3 separate regions of the Mus musculus genome follow, and all the other regions are linked to region 1. Evidence: chromatin contacts called from ENCODE POLR2A ChIA-PET data. All regions are on one chromosome and are shown on one strand. The core of a region is the stretch at or near the end of the contact, and the rest is flanking DNA. Distances in the headings are between cores, read along the strand shown.

What was found. ChIA-PET counts read pairs that join two places held with the same protein, here RNA polymerase II (POLR2A).
Region 2: POLR2A ChIA-PET joins it to region 1 with 18 read pairs in embryonic stem cell. The contact joins the promoter of Mllt11 here to the promoter of 4930481B07Rik in region 1. POLR2A ChIA-PET finds 5 or more read pairs at or near these places in 3 of 5 experiments (Patski and embryonic stem cell).
Region 3: POLR2A ChIA-PET joins it to region 1 with 17 read pairs in embryonic stem cell. The contact joins the promoter of Sema6c here to the promoter of 4930481B07Rik in region 1. POLR2A ChIA-PET finds 5 or more read pairs at or near these places in 3 of 5 experiments (Patski and embryonic stem cell).

What each region holds. Positions count from the first base shown.
Region 1 is chr3:95,012,383-95,017,430 of GRCm38, forward strand. It overlaps 4930481B07Rik (a long non-coding RNA gene), which reads left to right and starts at 3,147. Exons shown (of 2, transcript XR_003954670.1): 1 at 3,147-3,895; 2 at 4,259-5,048. Zfp687 (zinc finger protein 687) reads right to left here and starts at 3,075. Exons shown (of 9, transcript NM_001357863.1): 1 at 2,938-3,075; 2 at 1-94. The coding sequence starts at 77.
Region 2 is chr3:95,226,238-95,231,285 of GRCm38, forward strand. It overlaps Mllt11 (myeloid/lymphoid or mixed-lineage leukemia; translocated to, 11), which reads right to left and starts at 2,440. Exons shown (of 2, transcript NM_019914.4): 1 at 1,847-2,440. It overlaps Cdc42se1 (CDC42 small effector 1), which reads left to right and starts at 2,187. Exons shown (of 5, transcript NM_172395.3): 1 at 2,187-2,628. Gm16740 (predicted gene, 16740) reads left to right here. Exons shown (of 4, transcript NR_108026.1): 4 at 286-421.
Region 3 is chr3:95,161,947-95,166,994 of GRCm38, forward strand. It overlaps Sema6c (sema domain, transmembrane domain (TM), and cytoplasmic domain, (semaphorin) 6C), which reads left to right and starts at 2,393. Exons shown (of 17, transcript NM_011351.2): 1 at 2,393-2,567. The coding sequence starts at 2,447.

The DNA of each region.
Region 1 (5,048 bases), core at 1,897-4,396:
GCTTCATTTGCATCAATGTCAGGGATGTCAAAAGCAGCAAGGAGGTCATCGAAATCAGGGGTCTTCATGTCCCCCATAGTGACAGGTCCCAGACCTAATGAAAACAGTAAGAGTAAAGAGAAATTGGGATCCCCATATCTAGACCCTGAACACCCCCTTCTCAATACTCTGCATTTATCCCTCTGTATTTATCCCTCCAACTTGGTACATCTCCACCATATTGTGAATCCTAGAGAGCTGCTTGAAGTATTCAGTGTGCCAAACCCTAAAATCAGGTTAGTGGGAAAACACTAGGTACTGCCAGAGAAAACTAGAAAGAGATTCTTAGAAATACAAAGAAAAGAGAAGCTGAAGGTTCTCAGAGATCATCTCCGTTGAAACCAGATAAACTAACTGTTCCTGTGTCTCACACAGAACCAATTAACCAACAGAATATCAAGGAGGATGGCAGACATACTGCTCTGGGTTTCAGGGCTTGCGTCAGCATGGGATCAGTATTATTCATGAAATATGAATTGGGGGTCCACAGAGATCTGAAAGGCCATTTACACACAAGAGCAGTGATTACGGCTAAAACTTAACTTGCTCTGCCTTTAGCGTTATCACCGTCCTTCAAGCAAGTTACTTCATTGCCTTACTTTTGCTGGTTCAAAGAGTGGACAAGTAACCCATTTATCAAAGTTCTTCCACAAACATGAAATCATATGTGTGAGTGTAAACACAGAATACAATGTACTAATGCAGGCCAAATTAGGACATGAGGTCAAGCAGGAGCGGGCTGCACTGGGAAGGAGGCCACCTAGGGCCACCTAGGGCTAGGGCCAGAGCTAAGAGTCAGAGGTCAGCTAAAGCCATATGTGAAAGATCTGGAGCCTGGCACCCAAAGCCCTAGCACGGTGAGCAAGGAGAAACATTCAAGGTAGAAAGAATTAAGACACAGAAAGAGGTGGAGGGGGGCATAGTCACAAGGGCCCTGGCTGAGTCCTCTCCTGTCACAAACACCTGCGGCTTGCTCACCTTCCCCAGAGTGTCCTCCCTCCTCCACCTTGCTCTCTCAGGGTTAAGACTCCAGGGCACAAGCTGGTCCAACATAGCTTCCACACTGGGAGAAAGCTCCTCCTTTCCACTGACATTTCTGCTCTAAGCTCCTCACACAGTCTACCCTCCAACTCAAACTCCACCTTCTTGGGTAACAGTAGCCTAGAAGTCTCCCCCAACCTTAATCTGGCCCAGGGAGGATTGGGGAGGGGTATTCCCAAAAGACTTATGTGTCACTAAAGCAACAAGGAGGCCAGCTCAGAGACTGTAGGAGACCCAAACTCTATCCTCTATCTGTTCTTAACCATAAGTAATTCTGTATCTAGGAAGACTCAACATAGGGACAAATTCGCTCCCCTTTATACATTCCCTGCCCAGGATGCAAGCCATTTCCCAGGGCCAATTCTCTCACCTCTTTCCAGCCTTCAGACTGTAACTGGAGATAGTCCCAGCAGGTGGCGGCTGGCATTGCCCGGACCAAGGTGGGGGTGGGGGACAAGGGTACCAACTAGAGGAAGAAAGGGTAGTCCTCCTTGTACATTACCCCTCTATTTAATTCTGCACATTCTGGGTTTGAACAAAGCCCTTAGTTTTAACCCAGATGAATCGCTAGGTCCCTCTTCAATTCAGCTCTCCCGGGTCGGGAAGCCTGGGCTACCTTCCCACTCAAGCTCCCAGCAGGGTGGGTCGGTGGAGTACAAACCAATGGGGACTAAGAAAACACCTGCGAACCTACCTCTCCCAACCACCTCCCTCTGGCGTGCAAGTGACTTGGAGGTCATCCGATAGCCACCTGGAGCAGACAGTGGGCCAAACACAGAGGCTTAAGGCCAATGAAGATCCTCCACTCAGCCGCCAGGCCTGTGGAGCTGCCATCTCCCTACCTACTTTCCCCCTCTGTTCTTCAAAAGCAAAGGGGGCTTAACAAGAAAAGGGTGAACAGACACCGGTAGGGTGGGGGCTCCATTGCCCTTTGCCCAAGGCCTACAGCGCAGAGCAAAAGGAAGGGGCCAGAGCACGGCCAGGGGCGATTAGGTTGCGGCCAAGCTGGGCAGCGGGCGGCATTTAAGTCCCTGCCATCTGCCAGGGACTGGCGCGGAAAGTAAGTCCGGGGTTTCGGGTAGGGGACAAGAAGTACATTTAAAAACTAAAGGGTAAACTGAGGCGAGTGGTGCTTCTTTCACTTTCACCGGCTAAGAACTCAAGGGAGGGCCTCGGTGAGGCCAGGCCCTTAGGATCTGCGGCGCTGCACATTGGGGGCCAGGACTCCCCGGCAGTGGGGAGTGGCGCGAGGGGAGTGGAGACACAAGAGGGGGCGGTCCCTGCGTGATTCTAAGCTCTGCAGCCAGGTCAGTCCAGACTCGAACCTGGTCCCCTTCATCTCTGCGCGCCGGGCAGCTTGCCCTGTCTCTGACCCCCAGAGGCTCTCCCCAGACCCGAGTGACTGCAAGGAGCTCGCCAGGATCGAGGCGCTAGCCTGAGTCCTGCCTGGGTCCGGACGCTGACCAGCACCCGGTCGGGATGCAGGCTCCTCTCCTGCTGGGCCCAATTCCCCCGCCCCCACCGCCCGGCACGGACACCATTTTAGGTCGCGACATCCCGCAGCCTCGAGTCCCCCGGCCGCACTCTGACTGCCTCTCAGTCTAAGAGCGCCAGGACTTAGGGGTCCAGGAACCCCCTCCCACGTTACCAGGCTAGGGGGCCGTGCTTCCAGCAAACTGGAGTTCCCACCGGTGGTCCTCGAAGAAGAAGGCGGCGACCCGGCCAGGCCAGCAGCCGCCCCAGGGGGCGGCGGCACGGAGAAGGGGGTAGTTGACCAAGTGGGGGAGGGGCAGGGGTATTTACCCGCCCCCCCGGGGGGCGGAGCCAGGGGCGGGTATTTGCCGCGAGCGTGCTTACTTGTTCCGATCCTGGTGCGGGCTGAGACCCTACGGCCTCCTCCCGGTTCCAGCCGCCACCGCCGCTACCGCCGCCGCCGCCCTCCCCGCGGCCGCCGCTACTTCCTGCTTCTCTCCGCTTCGGCCTCCCCTCTCCCTCAGCTCCCTCCGTGCTCCTAGTCCGGGCTGCCCGCTTTCATACTCGCCATTGGCTAATGGACCTGTCATTCAACTGTGAGCCCCACCCAGTCCCGTATGGGATTGGCCCTCCATACCCCGCTCGGAACTGGCCCCTCATAGTCTTCTCATCACTATTGGACAAAGGGCCTGGGCCCTGTGGAGAAGGTTCTCCCCATTGGCTGCTCCGGAGTCCACCTGCCCTGTCTGAGCAGCCCGAAAGCCATTGGCCGCCGCCGCTGTCGCTTAGCAAGAAGCCAGCCTTAGTCTTCGCTTTGGGTTGCGAGGGGTGACTAGCTAGCTCAGAAGCGTAGCCATCCTCTCTCCATTGGTCGCTCGAAGCTGGACACTGTGCCTCACATCTACAAACTTAGGAACTCTAGCTGTATGGCGGCGCGTCTAGGGGAACCTCGTCGGCTCCGTGTGGAACCTGGGTGTTTTAAGTGTTCGTGCCGTTTCCTCAGGCTAAGCCGCGCTCGAACGGATGCGGTGCTGGGGGTCACAAAATGAGGTGCCACCCCCAAACATTACGTCATCGGGGTGACCATTGCCTGGGGTTCCTCGCAGTCTAAACTGCTTTATAATCCGGATGGATGCGGTTCTGGCGTCCGCCTGCCTCTGGGCGTACGCACCACGCACGGCCCCTCCCTCTGCGGGAGAGCTGGACAGACTTTGGGATTCCGAGTGTAAAAGAAACCGGAACCACCGAGACCTGAGACCTGGGACACGCTGCGACCGGAAGTGGGGGAGGTGACGTTGGGAAGTGCTGGCGTGGCCTGGGCCACAACCAAGGAGAGCTTAAGGTAGTATGCTGATAGGCTTCTTACGCGAGAGAAGGAGGGAGCCCAGATCTATTTCCCATTTAAGAGAGCTCCCTTTTCTCCGCCCCTGACGGGAGCTGGCATTACTGTTCCCGTTGAGCTTTCCCGCGCTTTGCTGCCCCGCCCCTTGGAGGTGGGAAAAGGGGCGGAGTCGCCAGGGAGACGAATTGCCTTGACACTCACCCACCTGCGCTGGCTCAGGTTTTTGCTGGATCCATCTGCAGGCCCAGTGTGCCACCTGGCGCGCTCTCTACCCTGGCCCCGCGCCGCCGCCGCCCACCGCGACCGCAGCCGTTTCAAATGACAAGGGTTTTTAAATTTCTGTTTTATTTTCACTTTTTGCAGTGTTCGGAGTGGAACCTAGTGCTTCACCCAGTCCAAGCAAGCAGCCCACCGACATAGCAGCTTGGCGAGTGTTTTTGTTTTGTTTTGGCGATACTGATTATTGGACGTTGGGAGTCGCACACGCTTGGCAGGTGCACTCGTAACACTGAAGCTACTCTATACCCTATCACTTTTTGGGACAGGGTTTCCACTAAGTTGTCCTGCCTGCCTAGTAACTAGGGCTACACTGTTGCGCCATCAGGCCCAGGTTTGGGTAAAGCTTTTAAAAGAAGGCTCTGTTACCTCCCCTTGGACTCCCATAGCAGTGGATCCAAAAAATTCAGGCTTATGTATGGGAGGAATCTTGGAACCACTACATTCCACATGATGACATCAGACAAATCGTTCTACCTCCCTAAACCTATTGTCTCATGAATAAAATGGTAACTATAATATCCACCTGCCAAGATTATTTTTGTGAGCATGAAAAGCTTAGAAGGCAGAGTGCTATTTATATAGCGATAGCAAACAACGGGATAAATGCAGCCCCTACCTTTGCCTCATCTGCCATATTTCTCAGAGGTGCTGCAGCTCACAGAACTCTTTCTGAATAACGAGAGTTCTTTACTGGAGAGCTGAGGCTGTGGCTCCGTTGGTAGATTATATTTTACAAACTTGGGTTCGGGTTTTATGCTCATAATCCCAGCACTTGGAAGGTGGCGGCAGGAGTACCAAGTTCAAAGCTACTTTTGGCTCCATAGGGAGTCTGATTTCCACCCGGAATACATGAAACTCTTGAGTCCAACAAGGG
Region 2 (5,048 bases), core at 1,190-3,689, 210 kb after region 1:
CAGGCATGTACCATAATGTCCAGCTAAGAATTTAGTTCTCAGGCTGGAGAGATGGTCAGCAGTCAGGAGCACTGACTGCTCTTCCAGAGGTCCTGAGTTCAAATCCCAGCTACCACATGGTGGCTCACAACCATCTGTAATGGGATCTGATGCCCTCATCTGGTGTGTCTGAAGACAGCTACAGTGTACTCCCATACATAAAATAAATAATTTAGGAATTTAGTTCTCAAAAAAAGTATTTTCTTATATTCTGTTTACTACTTTTTGTGGTTCTAATCTGAATAGCAGGAGAGCCTTATATGGTGGTGGGATTCCTGTGACCCCAGCATCTGGCAAGTGGCAGCAGGAAGATGAAGAATTTGATGTCAGCCTGGCTACAAGAGACCCTGTCTCAAAAAATAAAGTGAGCAGAGACTAAGCTAGGATTTGAGTTATTGTTGATAAACTGACTTCCTAACAACTGTAACCTAAAAAAAGTTGCCTAAATAATTTATCAGGGATGGACAGAACTATCATCCAATGTAAAAAGCTAGTCCAGTGTGGCAGAGCACAGCTGTAGTCCCAGCACTCAGGCTGAAGCAGGACGACTGTGGGTTCAAAGCCCCCCAAAACCAAACCAAGACCATGAACGAATATAAAACAAAAACAATTTAAAAGAAAATGTGTGAGATATTAAAAGGCTGAAAATCTCTAGCTATACCATTGACCTATCGACATGTACAGAGAGACTCAAATTTGTCCCAGAAAACAGACATAAAGGCATATGTGGCATTAAAATAAAAAAGACCGGCTGCTCTTCAGCTATCGTCCCCTTTCTTTCCCTAAATGCTCTTCACCCATCATTTTATCTATTTTTGCTTATCCTAAGGGCTCTGGATGGTGAAAATTGACATATTTGCTCAGTAAATGCCACCCAGTTATTTTATGCAGAGTAACTTCTAAATTTTCATTGTCTATTCTTAGAGATAAAATGATTAGTAGATACACACATTTAAAAGATACACTTTCTTTAAACTACCTGGACACACCCAAATACCCTTTGTCCAGATCCCCCCAAGAGCATTCAAGGCCTAATCCACAGGGCCTTGCTGTGTCATGCTGCCACCATGCAGTCTAAGGAGGGATGGTGGTGGATGAAAATGGAGGCTTCCTGGTATTTCTCATGTTGCTCTAGGATTTTCCTATTAGCCACAATCCTCCCCTTTTTCTAGGAGGAGCTGCAAAGACAAATCTGCTGTCATAAGTAGTTCCTGTGAGCTACACTGATTGCAGCATGCCATCGGGCAATCCCACAATGGCTCCCACCTGTCCCACCTAAAGCCTCTTTGGAGCAAAAATCTGAGATAGGGAGGAGATTGTTAAAGGTTCCAATCACTCTCAATAGCATCTCATGTTTAAAAAAAAAAAAAAGTACCCTACTCCCCAAACCTCCCTACAAGAGACAGAAAATCGAGGGGGATAGAAATACAAGGGAGTAGAGGCTACAATAATTACAGTAGGAATAAAGATTCACCAAATAACTGGTAGCAGAAATTATAGCTTGAAAAGGAAGATATAGATAACTAGACACTAGACAGAAGCCATTAGATGCACAGGGCAAAAATTATAGGAAAATGAATACATGAAATGAAGAGCTAAATGCCGAGAGATGATTACAGGTAAAGTGCTAGAAATGAATGCCTAGGTCCATGGTAAGGCATGGATGGAGATCTTAACAGATAAAAAATCTGGTAACGAATAGTAACCCATTGTTCATAGCGCCCCCTTCTCTCCTCTTAAACTGCCCCCCACCTCGGTCTCACACGGGGTCTTTCAAGCTTAAGAAGCGGTCCCTCGTCTTGGTTACCTGTTAGCAATGAATGACTAGGGTGTTCCGAAGACGGAAGGGATGCCTCAGGGGCTCGGGGGTCGGCTCTGGACTGGAGAGGAGGAGGCTGCTGAAGGAAGCTGTCGCGGATGTGACGGCTTTGTCTCCTCACGCCTTCTCCCTCGTCTGTGACAGAATCTGCCGCTGGGTCTCCCCTGCAATGCAGCCCCTCCTAGCAAGGGCGGAAGCACTCCCCGCCCCCTCTCTGCCTGACTCGGCTAATTCGAGGGATAGGTTCCGGAACACGCTATCCACCGTAGAGCCTCTCCGTCGGCTCGCACCGCACCCCCACCTCTCCAAGTACCCTCGTGCTGACTGGAGCGCATGGCTGAGCAGTTAATTGTCCTCTAACTTAGATGTATGGGTTAAAAAGTCTTCCGGTTAAACAACAGAATGGCCCTCCTTTCCCACTGTAAGGACTAAAGGGGACTTTGGGAGACTCAGAAAGGGCCCCAGCGCATCGTCCTCTCAGCGCCTGCAGCAGGTGGACAGACTAGCACAGACAGTTGGGGTGCCGCGGTTGTCCCCGAGCGCGGTGCTTGCCGCTGTCCCCGCGGGCCACGCCGTGCGCCCCGAAGCTGGGCGGAGCGCTGCGCTCCGCTCTCAGCCCCTGGGTTTCGTAATCGCGTCGCCGGCGTTTCCGCCCTCCGCCAGCCCCACCTCTGCCGGCCCGCCCTCAACTCCCCGCCGTGCCGAGAAGCAGCCAGGGGACCCGGAGTGGCGGAGCCCCCGCCCGCAGTGGGGACGCCGGGGAGCCGCAGGTAAGAGCGCCGGGCGAGCCGGGCTGCGCGCGGGCGGCGGGGAGGGGAGGGCAGGGCAGCGGGGAGGTCGCGATCACAGTACACGCGCGGGCGGCGCAAGCCACGGAGAGGCAGGGAAGCGGCGACTGCAGCGTGGGGCCGGGTGGAAGGTGCGAAGCGACAGGGGCTCCTCGCCGGCCCTCTAACCTGAGAGATCTGCTGTGCTAGAGAATCCGAAGTGGTGCTGGGCCCCGGAAGGTCTAAGCCAGAGTGAAGCAGCCACGGAGAACATTGACAGAGCCAGTACAATTCATCGAAGTTCCCATCCTGGGTCGCAGTGGGTGGGGGACGGAGCTGGAGTCTGACGGAGAATATTGGGGGAGGGGAAGAAATTAGGATCTCCTTCTGTTAACTTTTAAGTATCCCCAGCCCTTCCCTGGGGTTAGGGCAGGGTTGGTGCTCGGACAAATATCTGTAACTTGTTTGAAAATGGGGCCCATTCCTCTCTTGGGAGTCCCTCAGCAGCCCGCTATGTTTGGAGGGTCTCCACACAGGGACCAGCTGCATCCCCGGGCTTATAGCCAGAATTTGCCCACACGATTCTCAAGTCTCTTTCTCTCCAGCTGCTTCTTGCTTCTTGTGAAGGCTTGTCAGACAGCGGGTTGGAGAGGGAGGCCTTGGGGCCGGAGGCAGCGGGACCGGGAGAACCGGTTTGGGGCTACCACAGGCTCGGGGAACTACCTGTGTACATCCTTCCTCCCCACCTCTCTCCTGCTCGCCCCTCTACAGCTCTGAAGTGTGTAAGGCCCACCGGGACGATGACGGTGGTTTAGGGTTTGTCATTTCAAGTTCTGGGTTTCTGGTGGAAGTGAGAGGGGCCCTCCTGTCAAGGATGTGGCTTTCTGCGCTTTTGTCCCTGATCCCTCCTGGCTTCCTTTTTACTGTGGGGATGAAGTAGTGGGCCATGGATTCAGCATCCCACCCTCCCCAGCTAGCCAGCTCAGGCTTTATTTGTTCCCAGCCCATTCGTTGGCTGCTTTGAAGAGGAGTGACAGCCAAAGCTTAGTACTTCCTTTTCTGGCTTTGTTCCTCCTCCCCCCCCCCCCACCCCACCCCACCCCACCCCCAACTCCCGCACTACCACAGTGACCCTGGCTGGTCTTCACACTCTGACACGGGCCTCCAAGTTTCAGAGACCCTAATGTCCTAAGGGAATGGAATTTCCTGGTCACTTCTCATCATCATTGGTGGTTTCACGCCAAGTCCCACACACACTTTCCCTCCACCCAGCTTGGTCAGGTCCCTGGAAGAGAAACAGAACTGTCCTTGTTCCCTCCTCGGCCCCCTTTCCTCTCCCTCCTCCTTCCCGCTTCCAGCATCGGCCACCCCTGACCACGCCGCCGGCTCGGCTCGCTTGGGGCAGGGTGGAGGACGTTGGTAGAGCCCTGCCTCAGTCTGGACTATCTGGTAGTGTTAGGGGTTTCCTCTGATTCTTTATTGTTTTCTCCATTTCCCCCAAGCCTTACCACCTGCCACCATCTTGATGAGCCTTGTGACTGACTTTCCCACTGACCAAGCCTCCCCTCTCAGGGCAGCTGTGCTCTGGACTTCAGTCTCATTACTCCTCCCTTCCAGGGGTGGGAAAGGAAGTGAAAGAGAGTCCAGACTCTTGGGTTCTTTCCTACCCTAGAAGCCTTATTCCACTGTTTGAGTGATCTCATCTCAAGGCTGCTACAAAACAACAAAGAAAAATGTCCAAAAAACAAATTGAACTCGGTTTTTTGTTGGTTTTTTTTTTTTTTTTTGGTCTGTCTAGGCTACTGGAAGGCTAGGCTTCCAGCCTCAAGCCTGGAGGGAAAGGTCCATTCTTATTCATGCTAATGTTTAATATTCATGAGCTGTGCTACCTCCCAGAGCTGGTCTGTACTATAGGAGAGGGAAGTGCAGTTCACACAAGGAAACTCAGCTGGGCCGTAACCCCTGGCAGCAGTGAAAGGGGAGAAAGTTCTTCCTTGGACACAAGTGCTACTGGAAAGTTCCTGTGTCTGGTTCACTGGTGGAGCTTCGAGGTGGTGGGGAGCAGAGTGGGAGACACAGGTCAGAGCATGAGGGGAAGATGAAGGGAGGCCTAAGCAGGCCCTCTGGGGTGTGAGGCAGGAGCTGCACACGATAGGACATGTGTAAAAGGGTGGGGAGGCTGGAAACTGATTCCTCAGAGCAGAAAGCTACTCTTCGAGTTACCCCTACAAGACATGGAGCAAGGGCCACGGGTGGGCCACGGGGAGGTGTCCACAGTCTGCCTAGCTTTCGGGAAAGACAAGGGCAGGTATTAGCTGATCTCTGGGAGGGGTGGCTGAGCTTCATCTGGGGCAAGTAAGAGGGAACAAAGGCAGTGGAGCCAGAAGGAAGCAGTCCCTCTCTTCAGAAGAATTTGCTGAGGT
Region 3 (5,048 bases), core at 1,143-3,642, 150 kb after region 1:
GGATTTCTCCAGGTCACAGCATGCCTGTCCCCAGGCCAGGGATTGGATGGGAGCCACCCAGATGTTGCTCCCCCAAACAGCTTATGGGAAGCCCTCTTAAAGATGTATCATACTCGAGTCTAGTGGGCCAAGGAAAAGGCCAACCGAGTGTTTTTAGAGGCTGGTCTAACCCCGCTGAAAGTGAGCATGTGTTGGGGGGTCCTTAGTGTGAGAGATTAGGTAGGAGGGAAGCACTGTTTGCTCTCTGAGGAAATAAGGGGGTGAGGGTACTTGCTATCAGAGCATTTGCTTGGAAATGAAGAGCATGCAAATTAGATGCAAATTAGCCTCTATTGTCCCTAGCTAGGGAGCTTTTGCAGGAGGCTGTTGGAGTCTGAAGGTTTTAACATGGGAGTGGTCATCAGGCCCCACAACTCCCAGACAACCCTTTCCCCAACACTAGTCCTGCAGTTCCAGGAGTTTCTGGCTAAAGGCCAAAAGCTACCCTCATATCTTCCGGTGCGAAGCTGCCCTCATTTTGTAACCAAACAAAATGCACTCCCCTTAGCATCTCCCCAACACTGGCTTCAACAGCTTTTCCCAGGATTTGCACATTGACTTTTAAAGGATGTGGTGAGGGAGATGTGATTTAGTCTTTTCCCTTCTTCTTTTGTCCCTTCCTCCCTTAGATCAGAGGGCTCCTATCCCTCTTCATCCCCACAGGACCCACCACCCCAGGTAAGGAAAGGCTACAACTCCTAAGCACAGGGGATAGAGGCAGGCTCTGCCAGAGGCCAGGAAGAGGGTCCCGCTGTTCTCCCCACTTGCCAGAGACCAAAGTTGTTTCCAGGGTGAAGAGAGCAGTTGCCCAGGGCAACTTGAGGGCTGGTAGGAGAGCATAGGAGGCAAGCTGTGTCCCTTTCTCTTCTGGGAGTACCAACACCCGGAAACATAGGTTGGGAGAGGGAGAAAGACTTGGCCTTTCAAGGGAGGGGTCCTTAGGTAGCTAAGGGCTCTGCCTCTGGGGAAGGGGGGGGGTCATCATTAGGTGTTTCTACCCTGCCCCTTCCTCCAGCTCTCTTGGGGCTCCACCTGACGTCAACCTTCCCACCAGTGACGCTAGATTGGGCTTGGGTGGACACTTGGGTCCTGGCTTCCAGAGTGAAATTATTGGAGAGATGGACGAGGGCTTGCCTTGTAGGCCCAGAGTCTACTCTAGAAGACTTGGAATGGACAACTAAGGCTTGTTGTGATCTATCACAAAAGAAAGGACTCCTAGCTCCCTGACCTGATTAATGGAGTCTTTTCAGCACCTCACTTCAATCCCAAGGGAAGGCAGGAAGCTGGTACGCACCTCCTGCAGTGGGTCTAGTCAGGGTCAGCTGGCTGGGGGAGGCTGCTGGGTGGGAAGGAGACATGTCTCACCGTCCCTTTCACCATATCCATCTTTTCTTGGACTTTGGGCTACAATTGCCTGTCATTGAATTATTTATATTTCAATTTCAGAGGCAGCCTGATGAGGGAAGAAGGGGAGAGCGGGGCACGTTCAGCCATTTCTTCTCACCCGTCCTTTCTATCCTTCGTTCAGCATAGGGGGTGGGTCTGCTCTTCTCCCCACGATGAGAGCATGCATTGGTTCTTAGGAGCCAGGGAGGCAACAGGGGGCTCCGGGCTGGGAGGGGGCCCAGTGGTCGAGGAGACAGCTGCAGCCAGAGCTAAATTTAGCCTCTGATCTGGCTTTGATGCAGATTCATTTTTGGCTAAGACAGCCCCTCCATGCACACCCCATCCCTCCCTGCCCAGCTTCTTCCTCAGCCATGGGAACGGCCCCTGAAGTATGAGCTTCGGCTGGGTCAGTGACCCCCAGGCTGTCTGTCCCTCTCCTTCTGTTCTTTCTCAGCCTTAGACAGGACCATGGCTGCCGCACAGCTGCCTTTGCCTGGGCGCAGTGCCTACAGCACTCCCAGGGTGCTGTGGGGGTCTGTGAGGGGAGGGGAAACAGACTTGGTGCCCTCTTCCTTCTCCAAGTGCCAAGGAGTCACTATTTATAATTTTAAGGCTTAAGTGTCTAATTATAGCTGAGAAGGGGTTAGCACAAGGGGGGCCAGGAGGTGTCACCTACTGAGTGTCCCAGACCTAGGCAGGAGAGAGGAAGAAAGGCTGGGAGGGGCAGAGGATTTGTGCTGTCCTTACCTGGGGTCACACCAGCAGGCAGCACACCAACCAGTTTGGGCCAGTTGGAGAGGGAAGGGCCTTGAGTGACAGACAGTGACAGCTGGCTGGGAGTGAGGCAGAGATGGCTCTTTGCCCCACCCCATAGGGTCTTCTGGGGATAGACCTGGGGAGGAGTCTGCCTGCAACAAGGGTAGAGAGAACTTAGTCCCTTCCCCCCCTTTCTGTCTCCTTACTCCAGGGCCGGCACATGGGTGAGGGGGTACCCCCTGGGGCGTGAGCTGCCCCGCACAGGATGCCCCGTGCCCCCCACTCCATGCCCCTGCTGCTCCTGCTGCTGTTGCTGTCATCGCTCCCCCAAGCCCAGGCTGCCTTTCCCCAGGACCCCACCCCTCTGTTGACCTCTGACCTTCAAGGTGAGTGCTCCACCCACTTTGCCCACTTGGGGGGGGGGGGTGCAAGTAGAGAATGAGAGAGAGGCAAGGAGTGAGGATGTTCCCAGTCTTAGGGAAGCTAAGAGAATGGCCAAGCAAAGGGGAACAAACAGGTGGGATGAGCTGGAACCTCACGCTTCTCATCCCTGGGCATTTCTTCACTCAGAGGTAGTGTTGCTAGGCGGCTAAAGATGTGACCTCTAGCTGAACGTGATGGTTGCATGCTCACAATCCCAGCACTTGGGAGTCTGAGGGAGGAAGACTGCTACAACTCTGAAGACAGCTTGAGCTCTGTAGTGAGTTCCAGGCCAGTTGGCATAACATAGCAAGAGCCTGTCTCAATAGACAGACATAAGGAGTGCAAGGTCTTAGCCACACCAAACCACGGCAGGTATGAAACCCTGCTCATCTGCTCGCTAGATTCGTGTTATCTAACCTTTCTTAGCCTCAGTTTCCACATCAATAAAAGGAAGATAACCATAGTGTTATATCTCGTGGTGTTACTCAGAGATTAAGTGAGGTGACAGATGTAACGCAAATGAGGCACAGTCCTGAGAACACTGTCTGGTCCAGATTAAGCACTTTATGTTTGTGTGTTATTCTTAGCTACAAAGTGGAGTCCTGTGCCAGGCCAGTGGTTCCCAAAACCCTTACTTCTCCTCTGCCTACCAGAGAGCCTAGGTCTCACTATGACAGAAACCATAAATCTACCCTTTCAGAGAAAAATCCTTCACCTGTGCTCTAGATGTTGGATTTATATTTATTTCAGTTGGGCTACTAGGGGTGACTGTTGGGGGACAGATAAGACTAGCAAATACTACATCTGACGCAGATCCCAGCACTCTCTCTGTTAAATCATCTGTGAACCCTGGGTTCCCTCATCAACACCAATACCTGAAGCTTTTATGCCCAGAACAGGTAGACAATGGAGTTGGTCACAATGGCGAAGTGTTGAAAGTCTTGAGGGGGATTCGAAGAGGGGTAGGAGAAGCAGGTGCTTTAATTATGTATGAGTGTGTGTGTGTGTGTGTGTGTGTGTGTGTGTGTGTGTGTGTGTGTAGGAGCTGTTGTATGACAAAACTTTTCCTGGGGAGATGGAACACGTCTACTGAACCCAGATAGGGAGGCCAAATATGGATACCACCAAAGTCAAACTTGGTGAACTGAGAAGTTTTACTGGGGGTACTTACAGAAATATGGGTGAGGGGTTACTTACAGGAGCAGAAATGACTCAGAGACAGCTGTACCACCAAAGCCCACTCCAGTATGGGCACTAGCTTGTAAGCTGGAATTGGGAGCACAGTACACAGCCTGCAGGCAGCTCACCTATTGGAGAGTCCTTTTCAGGTATCTCAGTTGGCCTCTTCCAGGCAGTCTCTTCTCTGCAGCTCAGCTTCATGTCCTCTGAGGGGGACCCTAGCTTTTATTAACTCTGACAGGGAAAGGGCCAACTGAATCTGGTCAGTTTCAGGGAGTTCTTGAAGCTGTTTTGTTATTTACCTCCCTGCGTATGGAGCTGGCCAGCAGAATGGATGTTTTAATCTCAAGGAGAACAGAGGAGGTAGGTTGCTTGGAGTTGGAGCTAGAGGTGGTTGTGAGCCACCTGATGTGGGAGCTGGGAATCAAACTCTGGCCCTGGAAGCGCAGTGCATGCCCTTAATCACTAAGCCATCTCCAGCCCCTTGAAAGGAACTTTCTAACACAAAGGTGGTCGGTCCTAAGAAGGAACTTGGCTCAACTCTGGAGCAGGCCCTGCCGCCTACATGGCAGTCATGTAAATCCCTCAGTGCACTAAGCCTTGCAATGGGGCCAAGGTGAACTCCCACCTATAAGGTTATGAAGGAAGGTAAGTCATTCAAATGACTCACAGTATCTGATGAAAGTGAAATGCTGTTATGGTGTTTTTGTTGTTGTTTGTTTAACAGTTTTTATTTGGGGGGAGTGTACATGCCATAGTGGATGAGTGAAGACTAAAAGGCAACTTGGGAATTGGTTCTCTGCCTCCACTATGTGAACTTTGTAATCAGGCTTGGCTGCAAGTATCCAAGTATCTCTAACCTCAGAGCCATTTCAACATCCTGTTTCTTTTTTTTGTTTTTGTTTTTGAGACAGGGTTTCTCTGTATAGCCCTGACTGTCCTGGAACTCACTTTGTAGACTAGGCTGGCCTCAAACTCAGAATCCGCCTGCCTCTGCCTCCCGAGTGCTGGGATTAAAGGTGTGCGCCACCACGCCCGGCCTCTTCCTTTTGACATAGCATCTTGCCTTGTACTTGCTATGTAACCAAGTCTGGCCTTAAACTCTTGGCAGTCCTCCTGCCTCAGCCTCCCCTAGTGCTGGTGTGCAACACTATGCCTAGCTTCGGGTACTGTTTTTAGTAGTAGGTTTTGGGCCTCTCTTCGTGGCTGAGTTCCATCTGGTAGGAAGTACGTATCATCTCAGCTGCCATGCTCAGTATACCACC